Regions from separate parts of the Homo sapiens genome. Here region 2 is linked to region 1. A link is a loop called in an ENCODE intact Hi-C map of the cell type or tissue named here. Cell type or tissue: K562. All regions are shown on one strand. Links, peaks and the distances in the headings refer to the core of each region. The heading gives the core; the rest is flanking DNA. Region 1 overlaps LRBA (LPS responsive beige-like anchor protein). Region 2 has its middle 31 kb from the start of LRBA.

Region 1 (8,345 bases), core at 109-8,108:
TATCAATTTTGTGACCATTGATAATTAAAATCTAAGCATGAAATCTTATGTTTCATATTATAGGCTATTCTTATGATCCAAAAATTCTAGTTCTTCATTGGAAATAGCTGTCACCAAATAAAGTAGTTTTTATTCATGAAGATACAGCATAAAAGAGCAATCACATATTACCTTGTTTATTGAATTCATATTTTAAAAGAACAAAATAAAAATAATAATTTCATAGAAACAAACTAGTCTTGATAAAATTATGCTTTCATTTATGTATTAAAAAGATAAAACAGGTCATAAAAGGCCAATGTGGAATACTCAAATTGGCTCTTGGTTTTTCAGATGGGAAATGAAAATGTTCACCAACAGCCTTAAACATCTTTATGAAACTATGCTGAAGGCAGTAAAACAAAAAATGTGTAACCATTTAAAATTGTAATTCACAGAAGGCAAAAAAGGAAGCAGCTACCATTAAAACCAATCGCACACAGCTGCAGAAAAGAAATGGCTTTAGAAAAACACATTAAGAAGTAGGAAAAAACAATTAAAGGGACCACCTGAAAAATGAGAATTTAATTAAAATGATTATGACAACACTGTAGAATTCCTGCAAGAATAGCTTTAGATTTTTACTTCAGAAGGTAGAGCATTTTAACTGCTCTTAAATATTTACAGTTTCTTAATTTAAGGCAAGTTGCAATGTATTTGGTTAAGGAAGGATCACATTCTTCCTGATGACTTTACCTGAATACCCGGTCCTTGCTCTGTCACTCCACCCCAGATTGTGAAATGGTCTAAATATGTTTAAGTCCATCATATCTTGGATTGACTTCTCAAAGCTGTTCTTAAATGTATAATATTTGTATGAAAATGAACCTTTTTTTCAAAACATTTAGTCAAATGCTAGTATAATGTTAAAAGAAGTGTGTGTGAAGTATTTTTCAAAGCTGTTTCTTATTATGTACATTATAGACTTTGATGTGATAGGTAAATACAGTTTTTATTCAATGAACGTCTAATAGATATTTCCTGTTTTAATCAAAAAAGGGATAATTTCCTATGCAAATAGGATATGAAAAATAATGTTAAGCCTGTGATGCTATTGATAATACAGACTTTGTGATCAAATTGTAGTGTGTGTATATGTCGGGGAGTAGGTGTACATGTATTTCACATTTATACAGACATCTCTGTAATTACAATAGAAATTACAAAGATGCAAATTTCAGGGATTTTGTTTTTCATATTCTTTTGAAAAGTACCATGTTCTTTTCATCATGAACACAATATTCTGGTCCTTCTTCCTGTCTGTCCTCTTAGAATAAGTGACTCCTTTCAATTTCTTTTTTCTGGTTTCTGTAAATCCAGTTACCGAGATTCACTCAATTATCTCAGGCAAACCTATATTTAAAATTGATAATAAATCTACCATTTTGCTATTTATCTCAAAATATTTAAGAACTTTTTCTTGCCTTAAAAATGTAAGGTATTTCATGCACATAAAGAAATCTGAACACACATAGATATTTGGGTTCTTGGTTTCTTGTTTTATTTTACTTAATCATGTTCTCTATGTTATACACCGTCATTACCAATGTGTATTCTAAAAAGCAGCTAAAGACCTATTAGCTACACTTGTATGTAATTACTATTGCATTTCAGAAAGTTAAGTATGCCTTAAAGTTAGGAATTTTCAGCTCTTCGCAAAGGAAGAAAGTATGATATATATCATGATATATGTATACATTTAAATATATTTTCATATGTTTAAATACTTTGTAACTCAACCTAGAGATTGTTTTTACATGCATGGCCTTTAAAAAACGAATTAAGTAGGACTGAACAAATCCTGGGGTTTGTAGTAAAAAAAAAATCTAAGTTCCAAGCTTTGCTGTGGTCCTTCTGTCTTGTCTGTAAAATGAAAGCAACAACAGAACTGAGTTAAGGTGTTATCAGAAGCACAGGATGATTAGAGCAAATAAATCACCACAAAACACCATCTTGTTGGCATTAGAGTAAATATTATAATGTTATATTTTTCATAGCGTACTTCATCTATACCCTCTCATTGTCTGCAGTATGGTGGACATTACCTCCTAGTAATGCTAGCAATGAAAAGAAAAACAATAAAAGAATAATATAACAGCACATCTAATAAAAATTTTAGAAAATTGTAATGTATCTTGACTGAATTAAATTACCTTTCTCAAAGTGAACCTTATCCTTTCAAGCCCCTGTATAATGTCTGATGCCCCGATTTAATTTTGCTTCAGCTTTGAAAGATGAATCCAGGAGAAAGACAAATAGGCACTTTTTCTTATAATGAGAATTTACACATATTAGAATAGAAAAATGGAAAATGCAATCTACGCTTTTCAAAAGAAAATGACAAACAAAAACAAAGACATTGTTACCGTGTGTAAACTGTTTCAAACATTCATGCAAGCTGGTTCGGATTTTATAAGCCTCTGGCTCATTGATGGTTCCACAATGCAGCTGCTGAAGTCAGAGCTTTTCAGATGAAGGGTTTTAGGTTATGTGTATTCCTATATTGTACCTCTTAGATACAATGTAAATGACCTTTAAGAAGTGGTGAAGCGTGTATATACATATAATTGCAATATGTTCTATAAATGCACATTAATACCTCAACTTTAAATTTTTTATTGTAGACTTTTTCTTTCTTGAAGGGAAAATAGATAAAAGAAAACCAGGTTATTGCTTTTTCTGCATTTTATAGGTCTATCTCAGGGTTTTTTTATTTAAAAAATCATGGGAATAGGTAGTCATTTTACTTTCTAGGGTCATAAGCCTACATACACTGTTTTTTCCATATCTAATATTGATGTTATATGTAAAGTTGATAGCTGTATGACAAAGTTTTAAAAATATCATATTATCTAATATTAATATACATACTGCTTTGGCAATCTCAGGCTAATTCAAACTGGATAAAACCTATAAATACATCGCTTCTCAGCCTTTTGGCTAAGATCAAGTGTAAAACCTATAAATACTGTAATTTGGGGCTTTAAAAAGTGTAAATGTTTTATGAAGCCTGCCTAGACTACATAGCAAAAGGCTTATTTTCCTGTATACCAGATAGTTTTTCATCTTTGACTCTATTGTTTTGTAATAATTATCTCCTGTGGAATGCAGTTTTTTCAATGAGAAGAAAAATGAATATAGGATTCCATTTAATTAGGGATTTAAAAAATGAAATTAACCAAGAATATTTCACTGAGAGATGTTTTGTACATGAAAGCATGGCATCTCTCTCTCCTTGTCCTAGTACTCTGTGTTTTAGGACTGAGCCTTGTCACCAAAGTGCTTTTCCTGAGATAGTTATTTCACCTTCAGAATAATGCTCTCCAGACTGTACATTTTTAAATTTTGGAGAAAATGTTCCCCAGTGCATTCCATTGATAAATAAATACTTTAAACTTTGACATGATCTTATTTAGATAAGCAAGATGAATATATACAAAACAGTTATTATTTATTCACTTTTATATTCATAAACATGGATTTAAAAAATTAAATGTTTATTAGGTATTTTTAGATATCTGAATAATATCTTTTAAAGCCACATTCGATCAGCTTCAGAAGCAAATGGTTGCTAACTGTGAGGGTGTTGCACAGATTTGTGTGTGTAGTATTTCAGTAATACATTTTCCATTCTCGCATTCTGGTTTTGATTTGATTGAAAGGTGGCATTTTTTTTCTTTTCCTCATTGCAATCAGACATGCTAATCTATGTCAGCTTTCTCCTTTATGGGATTGGCGTCTACTGAGAAAAAAACCTAACTTTTCTTCATAACAACAAGATTCTGTTCTTTAAGAATATTTCAGCACCGTTAATTAGAAAGAAGGTTTTATTAACCATAAGGCTAGCACTAACAGACCACAGAGCTGTTTTTTAAAGTACTGTATGCCATAGCTGCCCTGCTTTTTCTCTGTCTAAAACTTCATTTTGTTATACGCTCATCAATCACTTAAGTCATTACCGTAAATCCTACTGTTGTTAATTTTACTAGTATCACCCTAATGAGACATTCCTGCTATAATTAAAAATGAATTCTAACTTTAAGGCATTCTAAATTTTTTTTAATGAATTTAGAATGATCTTGCCATGTGACTATAAATACTACTGATACACATAGACTACTCATCAAGTCTGTAAGAAAAGTAGTATCATAACATGTCCAGGTGTGAATTATTTACTGGCTGCCTCTGTGCACATGTGCTTATGTGTATGCATATTTTTGTACACATATTTAGGAATTATGTCCTTTTTATTGTGAAGCCTAGTATGTTTTACTGAAGCTACTGATAAATTCTTATTCTTTGTCTTGCCAAAATTTAGGTGGATGTAATATAAACAATATTACTCTCTGTAAGTAGGTGTCCTAGAGCACCATCTGCTGGATGCATTTGGGGACTTAATGTTGGGAAACATGAAAATTGGTACTTGGTTAAGACAGGTGTACTTTGTTTTTAATTGCCTGTGATATATTATTTAAGGGTCACAAATGTCAAGGTATGTACATTTGTGTTGAACCATATGAGTTCTTAAAAAGAAATCACTTTACTCCTCCTTTTACCCTACCCTAACCTGGATTTGCAACTGTACGATAAATATTTTGTGTAAGGAAAAAGCAAGCACAATATTTGCCTAATGAAACAAAGCACCACAGTTGGTGATGAAATAAACTTGTTAGCTTCTTGATCACAGCTCTTCAATAAGTTACCGTTGAGGAAGTTATTTGGATGGTATTTTATGTTTAGGTTCCTTATGTTCACTAGATTCTGAATAAGAAAGTAATGCTTGAAACAAGAAACCATTTTATACCTGGATATGACTCTTGATCTGATCCTTTGTCAGGAACAAGAGTTCTTGTGTGTGTCTCATCAAGACCTTCCCTTCTGGGCCTGCATTTGGAATGTACTGTCACACTACAGCTACCCTGTATTTTTATTTTTTCCTTGAAGCATTTATCAAGAAGCGTTTTCAAATGGTATGTTGGCAGTGTTCAAGTTCAGGTGACATTAAAAGTATGTCTATGAAATTCTCCAGAAGGTCCAGGATGTTTAGTGCTCCATGATGCAATGCAGGCCCTCAAGTTCCAGCAAAACAACTCTGTATTTACTGCTTGTAACTAATAGTAGATGTGGTAAAAAGGAATTATATTCATATGGCAAATGAATACAACCTTAATGTGCACCATATGCAGAGTGGTGGGGTGATATGCCAATATATCACATTTATTTACCTTGTTTGGTTGCAGAGAAAAATGACTGTACCATTCAGCCCATAGGTTATAGCCATATAAATATGAGAACAGAAGAATTGATGATTTATACCCTCAGATTGAGTATCTTCATATGTAGACCTTTTTAATAGTGCCATGCCAAAGAAAGTTGTCTTGACACTTTATGCTCATATGGGAAATTTAATTTCAAACAATAGTTGGCATTAGTCTAAGAAAGTAAAAATTCCTTCTAGTCAACTAAACGTAGGATTCTTCTGCTTTTAAAATATTGCAGAACTCTGTGCCGGCGGTGGGGGTGGGCGCGGGGGGGTGGTCCATAACATTATTGGTAGAACTACCAAGGATACACTTAATTAAAGCTTCCTGGAACAACATAGTAGACTGACTTTACTACCTTCCAAAAACGCTCATTTCGTAAGAGAAATTCTACGACAGCTTTGTGCCTATGTAACTCACATTTTACTCTAGATATTACTGATAATTTATGAAAAGATAACCATTTTTATATGAAATTCAATATTTAAATCTCTGATTTTTTTTTTACGAAGCAACAGTTAAACCCTATTTTTTCTAGTTACCTCAATTTTTATGTGCTATGCTCATTTATATCGCTTTACAGAGCAGAAGTTTATAAGTGTTAACAAATTTTTAAAAATTGATTTTCTTGGTCTTTTAACAGGGCCATTATCTAAGTATATCATTACATTTCATTTATCTGGTAATTTTTTAACAGTAATTTTTTTCACATTCAAGTGAGAAAATGAATGTGTTTGATAAGACTTCAGATTTTGGATTTGAAGTGTTTTTATATAGGAAAAAAATTCTCTGAATTGTTTCTGCCTTTTGTGGCTTAAGGCTGCATGACTGTTGAGCTTTTTAAGCTTTCATTCTTGTAGCTTGTAACTTTGCACAACTGAGAGACTGCCTTATTTCCTTTGGGTGAGTGGGGTCAGGAGTGTTTAATAGCTAAAGATATGAAACTCCTCTATAGTTTTCAGAGTCCCTTACTTACGTATTTTTAACAAAAGAACATTAAAAATGTTAAGGAGGATGTATTATAAAGAATTTTAAATAATTTGGGTATTTAGGATAAATAGATAAAACCAATTTTCAGTTTTAATTTATATTCATAAAAATCAGACAATGTTGCATTGCAACAAATCTGAATAAGATTTCACTTCAGCAAATTTTCTACCTGTTTTCTTTTTGGGGGGTAGAATTTTACCATGTTTATGTTACCAGACACTCATATGCAGCTACAGGAGCCATAGCTTACCTAGAACCAAAGACCAAGCCCCTCCATGGGAAAACAACAAATGAAGTCTCAAGCAAGTAGGAAAAAAGAAGCACATTAGTTAAGTATAGTAATGATATGTCCATGTAATGAAGTCCTGTACAGGCATTAACAAAGATACTATAAATTTGTAATATTGACATGGAGGGATACACTCTTTGTATTGCTAAGTGTAAAAGATCACGAAGCTACATATGTAAGTACCTATGCCTATATGTGTATACACTTGTATTCTATGTACATTTATGCATAGAAAAAGTATGAAATGATCACAAGACATATATTAGCAACATTTATTTATAGGTAGTGGGATTTGGAAGCAATTTTTCATTTTCTTCATCATACTTTACTGAAGTATCTGAATGTTTTATAATGAGCATGTACTACCTTGATAATCAGAGACAATAAAGATACTTTAGGCCGGGCACAGTGGCTCATGCCTATAATCCTAGCATTTTGGGAGGCCAAGACAAGGGTATTGTTTGAGCCCAGGAGTTCAAAACCAGCATGGGCAACATAGGGAGACGCTGTCTCTACAAGAAGTAAAAAAAATTAGCTGGGTGTGGTGCCTGTAGTCCCAGCTACTCAGGAGGCTGAAGTGGGAGGACCACCTTAGCCCAGGGAGGTCAAGGCTGCAGTGATCTGTGGTTGCACCATTGCACTCCAGCCTGGGCAACAGAGTGAGACCCTGTCTTAAAAAAAAAAAAAAAAAAAAAAAAAGCTATTTTAATTTGGGGAATGCACCAAATTACTGTACTGTACCTTCACTCCCCACTGTTAGCCTCTAGGCTGCCAAATATTAGTAGTTGTATCAGAATTTATATGAATTATCAAGGAGAGAACCATCTCTAATTAGCTTTTATGCAGCATAGGATGAAATATACTTTCAATGAAAGGAGTGTTTATAACAGAGTGAAAAAAGGGATCATTCTGTTGCTACTACTACTACTATTTTTTTTTTTTAAGAGACAGAGTATCTCTCTGTCACCAGGCTGGAGTGCAGTGGTGGGATCTTGGCTCACTGCAACCTCCACCTCCCAGGTTCAAGCAATTCTCCTGACTTAGCTCCCGAGTAGCTGGGACTACATGTGGGCGCCAGCGCGCCCAGATAATTTTTTTGTATTTTTAGTAGAGACAGGGTTTCACCATGTTGGCCATGATGGTCTCAATCTCCTGACCTTGTGATCCGCCCACCTTGGCCTCCCAAAGTGCTGGGATTACAGGCGTGAGCCACTGCGCCTGGCCTGCTGCTACTACTACTTATATGATACTAATGGGTGCTCACTACATGCCAGGCACCATCCTGAGTGCTTTACATATTAACTCATTAATCTTCACAGTAGCCCTGTGTGGTATCTACTGTTAGTATCCTTGACTTATAGATGAGGCATGGAGAAATTATAAATATGCCTTTACTTTCTGCCCTGGGCCTTGACACTTTTAGGATCTCCTTACTAGAATTATGGAAACTTGCCCAAGGGAGCTCACATAGCTAGCAAGTGCTGGAGCCTAGATTTAAACTCAGGCAGTCTAGGTCAGAGTTATCTAAACTATACATTTAATTAGAATATCAGCTATAGAGAAGTTGATGCAATCCTATCACTAAAGCATTCTTAGTATTTGCGAGAGACACAAAAAGACAACTGTATTATACTGAGTTCTTATGACAGTACATGTCATGGTAAGATTTTGTATTTTTCAAATATACATTTAAGGGGTATACTTTTAAGTATACACTTGCAGGTACACACTCATATAAACCCATTTTCTAATGTACAGTTGACTTT
Region 2 (8,345 bases), core at 299-8,298, 750 kb before region 1:
AAGCAATCAATGAATAAATTGAGAGTACTTTTTATCAGCCAGGCACTATTCTAGGAGCTAGGAATTCAGTAAGATCAAGATGGAGGCCATGACCTCCAGGAGATTCCCTGTGGGTAAGAGAAGGCAAGATTCTTGGGATTCCTCCTTTCCTTAACCAGGAAACCATTTATTGAGCACCTATTGTTAGGCCCCATATGGCCCCTGGGGGTGGCATTGATACGGAAGAGGGGCAGGGAAGTGCTGGGTAGAGAAGGGAGGGGTCCCTGGCTAGGGCTCCACCCCCAGGCCTGTGCCCACGAACCTAGGTGAGGACACGCATTTTTGTTTTCTTGCCTAAATGTTGCATTTCTCAAGACCACTCTGGTCCGCCACGCCCCCATCCCGTGCCTATAAAAGCACCCGAGACCCTAGCAGGCCGGCAGGAGCGGCTCCACTTGGAGAGGAACACACAGGCGTAAGAACACATAGTGGCTGGGCTCTGGCGGAAGAGCACACCTGAAGACTGCGGCAGGCCATCCTCCGGCAGGCCATCCTGCGGCAGGCCATCCTCCGGCAGGCCATCCTCCGGCAGGCCATCCTCCGGCAGACCATCCTCCAGTAGGACCACGGTGAGTTTGGCCAGGGCGGTTGGAGGAGAGCCCAGGCCGCTGAGCAGCCCCACTCCAGGAGAAAACCGCCTTCCCACTCCATCTTCCTTCTGGCTCTCCTATCTGCTGAGAGCTACTTCCACTCAGTAAAACCTTGCACTCATTCTCCAATCCAACCTGTCCTTGATTCTTCCGCTACACCATGGCAAGAAACCCCGGGACACAGAAAGCCCTCTGTCCTTGCAATAAGGCAGGGGTCTAAGTGAGCTAGCACAAGCCGCCTGCGGATGGCTAAACTGAGGATGGCTAAACTGAAACAGCACACGGTAACACACGCCCACTGGGGCCTCAGGAGCTGTAACTCCATCCCGGCGGTAGCAATTTGACATCATGCCTTAGTGGACTGGCAAATTACTGCATTTCCTGGAGTTTCAGGGCGACTTGTGATATTTAAAAGCTCAAATGTTAAATTGTGGGGTGCTGGATCTCTCTGGTAAGCACTATGTTTGGGGTAAAAACAGGCTGTCATGAGAGCACATAGGAAGGACAACCTCCTGGGGGAGGGTTGGGTGCAGAGGCTCCCCAAGCGAGGTCTGAAGGAGTTTGTCTGAGGGTGAAGAAAATAACTGGCATTTAAAGCTTTTAGAACGGGGAGAGCTTCCTCCTCTCCTCACCAAAAATAATAATAAACAAAATAAAGCAGAAGAGGATGGGCGCGGTGGCTCAGGCCTGTAATCCCAGCAATTTGGGAGGCCAAGGCGGGTGGATCACCTGAGGTCAGGAGTTTGAGACCAGCCCGGCCAACATGGCGAATCCCCGTCTCTACTAAAAATACAAAAATTAGCCGGGCGTCCTGGTGAGCGCATGTAATCCCAGCTACCAGGGAGGCTGAGGCAGGAGAATCGCTTGAACCCAGGAGGTGGAGGTTGCAGTGAGCCAAGATCGCACCACTGAACTCCAGCCTGGGCAACAGAGCGAGACTCATCTCAAAACAAACAAACCAAACAAACAACAACAACAACAACAAAAACAAAGCCGAAGAGATTGGGCAAGTAGGGGAAGGTTAGAGAGGGAAGCTTGCTTCTTTAGAGGAGCCACAGGTATTTCAGTAGAACTAGAGCCTGAGAAGGGACTTTGAGCCTTTTGGTGTCAGTCTACTTTGTCCATCTGGTAAAGCCTACGCACTTGCCCCAGAATAATGGCTTTAAATGTATAAAGTAGGAAACTATTATATTGCAGTGCAGTTACCAGACTATTTAAAACACAGGTGCAATATATGTATGTATTTGTCAACCCATTAATAACAAGGTCTAGCAATGGGTATAACTACTATAATTTCACAGTAGCAATGAAGATAAATAATGTTTTAAGATATTTGCAGTAACCAGGTGTGATGGAGTGTACATGTAGTCCCAGATACTCAGGCTGAGGCAGGAGGGTCATTTGCACCCAGGAGCTTGTGGCTGTAGTGTGCTATGATTATGCCTGTGAAAAGCCACTGCATGGCCGGGTGCGGTGGCTCACGCCTGTCATCCCAGCACTTTGGGAGGCTAAGGCGGGCGAATCACTTGAGGTGGGGAGTTGAGACTAGCCTGACCAACATGTAGAAACCCCGTCTCTACTAAAAATACAAAATCAGCCGGGCACGGTGGCACATGCCTATAATCCCAGCTGCTCAGGAGGCTGAGGCAGGAGAATTGCTTGAACCTGGGAGGCAGAGGTTGCAGTGAGCCTAGATCGCGCCATTGCACTCCAGCCTGGGCAACAAGAGCGAAACTCTATTTCAAAAAAAAAAAAAAAAAGTCACTGTACTCCAGCCTGGGCAACCTTGTGAGACCCTGTCTCGAAAAATTAAAAAAAAAAATTTTTTAATATATCTTTGGCCGGGCACAGTGGCTCATGCCTGTAATCCCAGCACTTTGAGAGGCTGAGGCGGGTGGATCACCTAGGTTGGGAGTTCGAGACCAGCTTGATCAACATGGTGAAACGCCATCTCTACTAAAAATACAAAATTAGCCAGGTGTGGTGGCGTGTGCCTATAATCCCAGCTACTCGGGAGGCTGAGGTGGGAAAATTGCTTGAACCTGGGAGGGGGACGTTGCGGTGAGCCGAGATCGTGCTGTTGCACACCAGCCTGGGCAACAAGAGTGAAACTCTATCTCAAAAAAAAAAAAAAAAAAAAAGTCTTCAAGATGGGATGTCTTGTGAAAATGTCTGACTCCTTCTGGTGGTTGTAGAGTCACAGCTGTTGTTAATAATACTAGGATTTATTGCCTATATTCATAATAGGAGGAAATCTTAAATTTCGATTAGAGATTGGTAAAAGAAGATTTATTTTATTTTTTATTTTTTTTTTGCATTCAAGTTCAATCTACCATAGGTCCCAGGTTATGACCCCCTGGTTTTAGGCTATAGTTTCTAAACAGGGCTTCCTGACTTCAGTCAGAGGTACCTCTATTCCAGTTGTCTAGTTTGGGAATGCACAAATCTGATCAAGCCATTCTCCTCTTTAAAGCTCTTTACTGATTCCCCTGGCCTTTAGGATTAAGTCTAAATTCTTCGTTGTGATTTACACATCCCTCCAGTATAAGTCTCTTTCCACTCCCTTACTCCTGCTCTTTTTCCCAGACAAACAGAACTTGTCAAACACAATCCCGTTTTGCCTTCCCACTCGCTGCTTTTTTCTGATTGGAAACCTCTTTGACTCTATCCCTTCTCTGCTGGGTAAACGCCTCAGTCATCACCTGCTTCAGAAATCTGTTCATGGCCTGGCGCAGTGGCCTGTACACCTGTACACACATGTTACATGTGGCCTCACGTCTGTAATCCCAGCACTTTGGGAGGCCAAGGTGGGTGGATCACTTGAGGTCAGGAGTTTGAGACCAGCCTGGCTAATATGGTGAAACCCCATCTCTACTAAAAATACAAAAATCAGCCGGGTGTGGTGGCGGGTTACTCCAGAGGCTGAGGCACAAGAATTGCTTGAACCTGGGAGGTGGAGGTTGCAGTGAGCCAAGATTGTGCCACTGCACTCCAGCCTGGGTGACAGAGCAAGACTCAAAAGAAAAGAAAAGAAATCTGACTTAACATCTACCTGGTTCCTGGCCTCACATTGGGAGAGACAGATAATTTAACATGCTTTTGTAACACAATGTGAGAACTGCCTTATCCATTGTTTTATTTCCAGAGCTTGCACCGTGCCTGAACAGTACCTGCTTAGTGCTTAAATGTTACACAACTCCAGAGGGCGCATTCACACTGTATTCTATGTCAATGGGCCCTATACCCCGACCCTCCCCCAGAGTTCTGTAACTATTAGCCCTGGCCTGACAGTATTTTATTGATGAATAAACAAATGAATAAGTGGCCTCAACTGGGTGTGGAAAAACCCTGCAGGTACCAAATTTGGGCAGGAATCATTCTTGGATTATGTATACAGTCCTGTGTTCTTAATGACCAGGATATGTTCTGAGAAAGGCGTCATTAGGTGATTTTGATGTTGTGGGAACATCACAGAGTGCACTCAAACGAACTTAGATGGTACAGCCTACTGCACACCTAGGCTACATGGTAGAGCCTGTTGCGCCTAGGCTATACACCTATACAGCATGTTACTGTACTGAATACTGTCGACAACTGTACCACATACAAATATGATATAATCTTTAAAATTTTTAATTTAAATTTTTTAAATAAATAAAGATGAGGTCTCACTATGCCACCCAGGCTCGTCTAGAACTGCTTGGTTCAAGCGATCCTCCTGCCTCTGCCTCCTTAAATGCTGAGATTACAGATTTGAGCCACCTCACCTGGCCTGGTATTATAATCTTATAGGACCACCACGGTATATGTGGTCCATCATTGAACAGTTATTATACAGCACATGACTGTACTCAGTTTCTTAAGTTAATCATCGTAATCTTTTTTGTGTGTCTGCATATTATAATTTAGAAGAGTTGAGTATTTCAAGGGCTTAAAAAAAGCCACTTGTTTTTTTGAATATAGAAGTATTACGGGCTGGGCACAGTGGCTCATGCCTGTAATCCCAGCACTTTGGGAGGCCGAGACAGGCAGATTGCTTGAGCCCAGGAGTTCAAGACCAGCCTGGGCAACATAGCAAGACCCCATCTCTACTAAAAATAAAAAATTAACCCAGCATGGTACATACCTTTTGTCCCAGCTACTCAGGAGGCTGAGGTGGGAGGATCACCCAGGAGGCTGAGGCTGCAGTGAGCCACGATTTTGTGATTATGACACTACACTCCAGCCTGGGTGACAGAGTAAGACTCTGTATGGGAAAAAAAAAAAAAAAAAAAGCATTACAAGTGCATTTGTAGGAAACTTGAAAAATATGGTAAAATATACAAAACTAAAATCAGAAGTCACCCCAAAACAATCTTATGACTGAACAGAACTGTCTTGGGGTATTTTATACCAATGACATTTAATTAAAATTATAAACCAGATTGAATATATATTTGCACAGTTTTTTTGTGTGTGTTTTAATTTTTTTTTTTTTGAGACAGAATCTTGCTCTGTTGCCTAGGCTGGAGTGCAGTGGCGTAAAAACGGCTCACTGCAGCCTTGACCTCCTGGGCTCAAGTGATTCTCTTGCCACAGCCTCCCAAGTAGCTGGGACTACAGGCACATGCCACAACACCTGGCCAATTTTTGTATTTTTTTGTAGATACAGGGTCTCACTATGTCGCCCAGGCTGGTCTTGAACTCTTGGCCTCAAACAATCCTCCCGTCTTGGCCTCTGCAAGTGCTGGGATTACAGGCATGAGCCACCATGCCTGGCCTGCACACTGATTTTTTATTCCAAAAATGTTAATTGTGTAAGACATACAGAATATATAGTTATCATGGAGATGTGGTTTTTCTTTTGTTAATTCTTTAACTTTGCAAATATTCCCTGAATGTAAAACACAAGTAAGACACTGGAATGGACATTCTGGGTAAAGTAAAGATAAATTGGACATTGATCCCATTACCCAGGCACTTACAGGCTGTTGGAAAGATCAGACACATTTGGAACCTTAATACAGTCATGCACCGCAGAGCAACCTTTCTGTCAACAACTGACTGCATGGTGGTCCTGTCAGATTATAATGGAGCTGAAAAATTCCTATTGCCTAGTGATATTGTAGCTGTTGTAATGTCATAGTGCAATTACTTACTTTTAAAATATAGTGTAGCCTAAGTGTACAGTGTTTATAAAGTCTACAGTAGTGTGCAGTAATGTCCTAGGCCTTCACATTCACTCACTACTTACTCATTGACTCACCTAGAGCAACTTCCAGTCCTGCAAGCTATATTCATGGTGAGTTTATTTTTTCCTTAGAGATGGTTTTTTCCCTAGAGATGTGGTCTCACTGTGTTGCTCAGTTTGGACTGAAATTCCTGGGCTCAAGTGCTCCTTTTGACTCAGCCTCCTGAATACTTGGTACTACAAGCATGTACAACTACATGTGGCTCATTTTTAAATCTTTCATACCATATTTTTATTCTACTTTTTCTATGTTTAGATACAGAAATACTTACCATGGTGTTACAATTGCTTACAGTATTCAGTACAATGACATACTGTGTAGGTTTGTAGCTGAAGAACATTATTATATTACTACGCCAAACCATATAGCCTAGGTGTGTAGTAGGCTGTACCATCTAAGTTTGTGTAAGGACACTGTATGATGTTCACATCATATAGTTCTTCACCTAAGGATGCATTTCTCAGAACGTATCCCTGTTGTTAAGTGATACATGATTGTACAAGGCAGTAAGAACATATGATATAAGAAAGCCGCAGTCAGCCAGAGTGAACTTTTTTTTTTTTTTTGAGATGGAGTCTTGCTCTGTCGCCCAGGCTGGAGTACAGTGGTGCAATCTCGGCTCACTGCAACCTCTGCCTCCTGGGTTCAAATGATTCTCCTGCCTCAGCCTCCCAAATAGCTGGGATGACAGGTGTGTGCCATCACACCCAGCTAATTTTTGTATTTTTAATGGAGACAGGGTTTCACCTTGTTGGCTATACTGATCTTGAACTCCTGAGCTCAAGTGATCCACCCAACTGGGCCTCCCAAAGTGCTGGGATTACAGGTGTGAGCCACCGTGCCCAACCTCTCTACTTAAAACTTTCAATGTGTTCTTGTTGAATTTATTTTTATTTTAATTAACAACTTTTTATTGAAATACAACTCACATACCATAAAATTTTTTTTTTTTGAGACACAGTCTTGCTTTGTCACCCAGGCTACAGTGCAGTGGCACAATCTCGGCTCACTGTAACCTCCCCTTCTTAAGTTCAAGCAATTCTCCTACCTTAGCCTCCCAAGTAGCCGGGACTACAGGTGGGCACCACCACGCCTGGCTAACATTTGTATTTTTAGTAGAGAGGAGGTTTCACCGTGTTGGCAGGGCTGGTCTCAAACTCCTGACCTCAAGTTAGCTGCCCGCCTTGGCCTCCCTAAGTGCTGGGACTACAGGCGTGAGCCACCATGTCCTGCCAAAATTCACTTTTTTTTTCTTTTCTTTCTTTTTTTTTTGAGACAGTCTCACTCTGTCACCCAGCCTGGAGTGCAGTGGTGCAATCTCAGCTCACTGCAACCTCCACTTCTCGGGTTCAAGTGATTTTCCTGCCTCAGCCTCCCCAGTAGCTAGGATTACAGGCATGCACCACCACGCCAGGATTATTTTTATATTTTTAGTAGAGACGGGGTTTGACTCTGTTGGTCAGGCCGGCCTCAAACTCCTGACCTCCACCCACCTCGGCCTCCCAAAGTGCTGGGATTACAGGCGTGAACCACCATGCCCAGCCAAAATTCACTTCTTAAAAGTACATAATTTACAAAGTTGTGCAACCATCTCATCGGTTTTTTTTTTTTTTTTTGGCCCAGGCTGGAGTACAGTGGTGTGATCACAGCTCACTGGAGCCTCAACCTTCTAGACTCAAGTGATCCTCCCACCTCAGCCTCTCGAGTAGCTGGACTATAGGCATATGCCATTATGCCAGGCTAACTTTTTTCACTTTTTGTAGAGACAGTGGTCTACCTATGTTGCCCAGACTGGTCTTTAACTCTTGGCCTCAGGCAATCCTCCTGCCCCAGCCTTCCATAGTGCTGGGATTACAGGTGAGTCACCATGTCTGGCCCCATCTCATTGTACTTTAAAATCCAAAGCATAACCATGGCCCATTTTTTCATGTAATATGGTTCCTGCCTACCTCTCCAACTTAATTTCATGACATGTTTGCCTTTGTAATTGCTGTTTCCTTAACCTGGAATCCTGGAATACTTTTTCTACTTTCATTTCATATGGCTGGCTCATCCTGATGCCTTCAGTTGAATACCTCTACAGAGAAAATTTTTCAAACACATTATCCAAAATACTTTCTCATCCACACAACTACCCTCTATCTTATTATCCTATTTGGATTTACAATCTGTAAATGGTATTATATTACCTATTTGTTATTGGTATATTCTATGGCTTTCCCACTAGAATATAAATTCCATAGGATATGGATTTTTCTCTCTCTTTATTAAAAAAATTTTCCACGTTTTTATTTTGAAAAATTTCAAACCTACAGAAAAGTTAAAAGAATACAGTGAACACCCTTATACCCTTCACCTTGACTCCAATTTTTGATATTTTGTCATGTTTGCTTTACTTCTCTCTATATATCTGTTTAAAAGTTGAATAATTTGCATTTATCGTACTTCACCCTTAAATACTTAAGACTGGGCTGTGCAGGGTGGC

What was found. Hi-C counts contacts between places; a loop is a spot of excess contacts. Peaks named below come from ENCODE experiments on the same cell type or tissue, not always from the same donor. Only the 100,000 strongest peaks of a DNase experiment are listed, where the experiment ranks them.
Region 2: it touches region 1 in a loop (5-fold over the local background); 4 of 110 quality-filtered maps call a loop at or near these places.

The regions. Positions count from the first base shown.
Region 1 is chr4:150,294,128-150,302,472 of GRCh38, reverse strand. All of the region lies in intron 53 of LRBA (LPS responsive beige-like anchor protein), which reads left to right. Among named protein-coding and RNA genes, the nearest start is that of DCLK2, 220 kb to the right of the region's middle. In K562, for the core only: a CTCF peak has its summit at 4,411 (motif pointing left); no DNase peak of the experiment used is centred there.
Region 2 is chr4:151,041,613-151,049,957 of GRCh38, reverse strand. No RefSeq gene overlaps it. Among named protein-coding and RNA genes, the nearest start is that of LRBA, 31 kb to the right of the region's middle. In K562, for the core only: a CTCF peak has its summit at 3,841; a DNase peak (open chromatin) is centred at 3,857.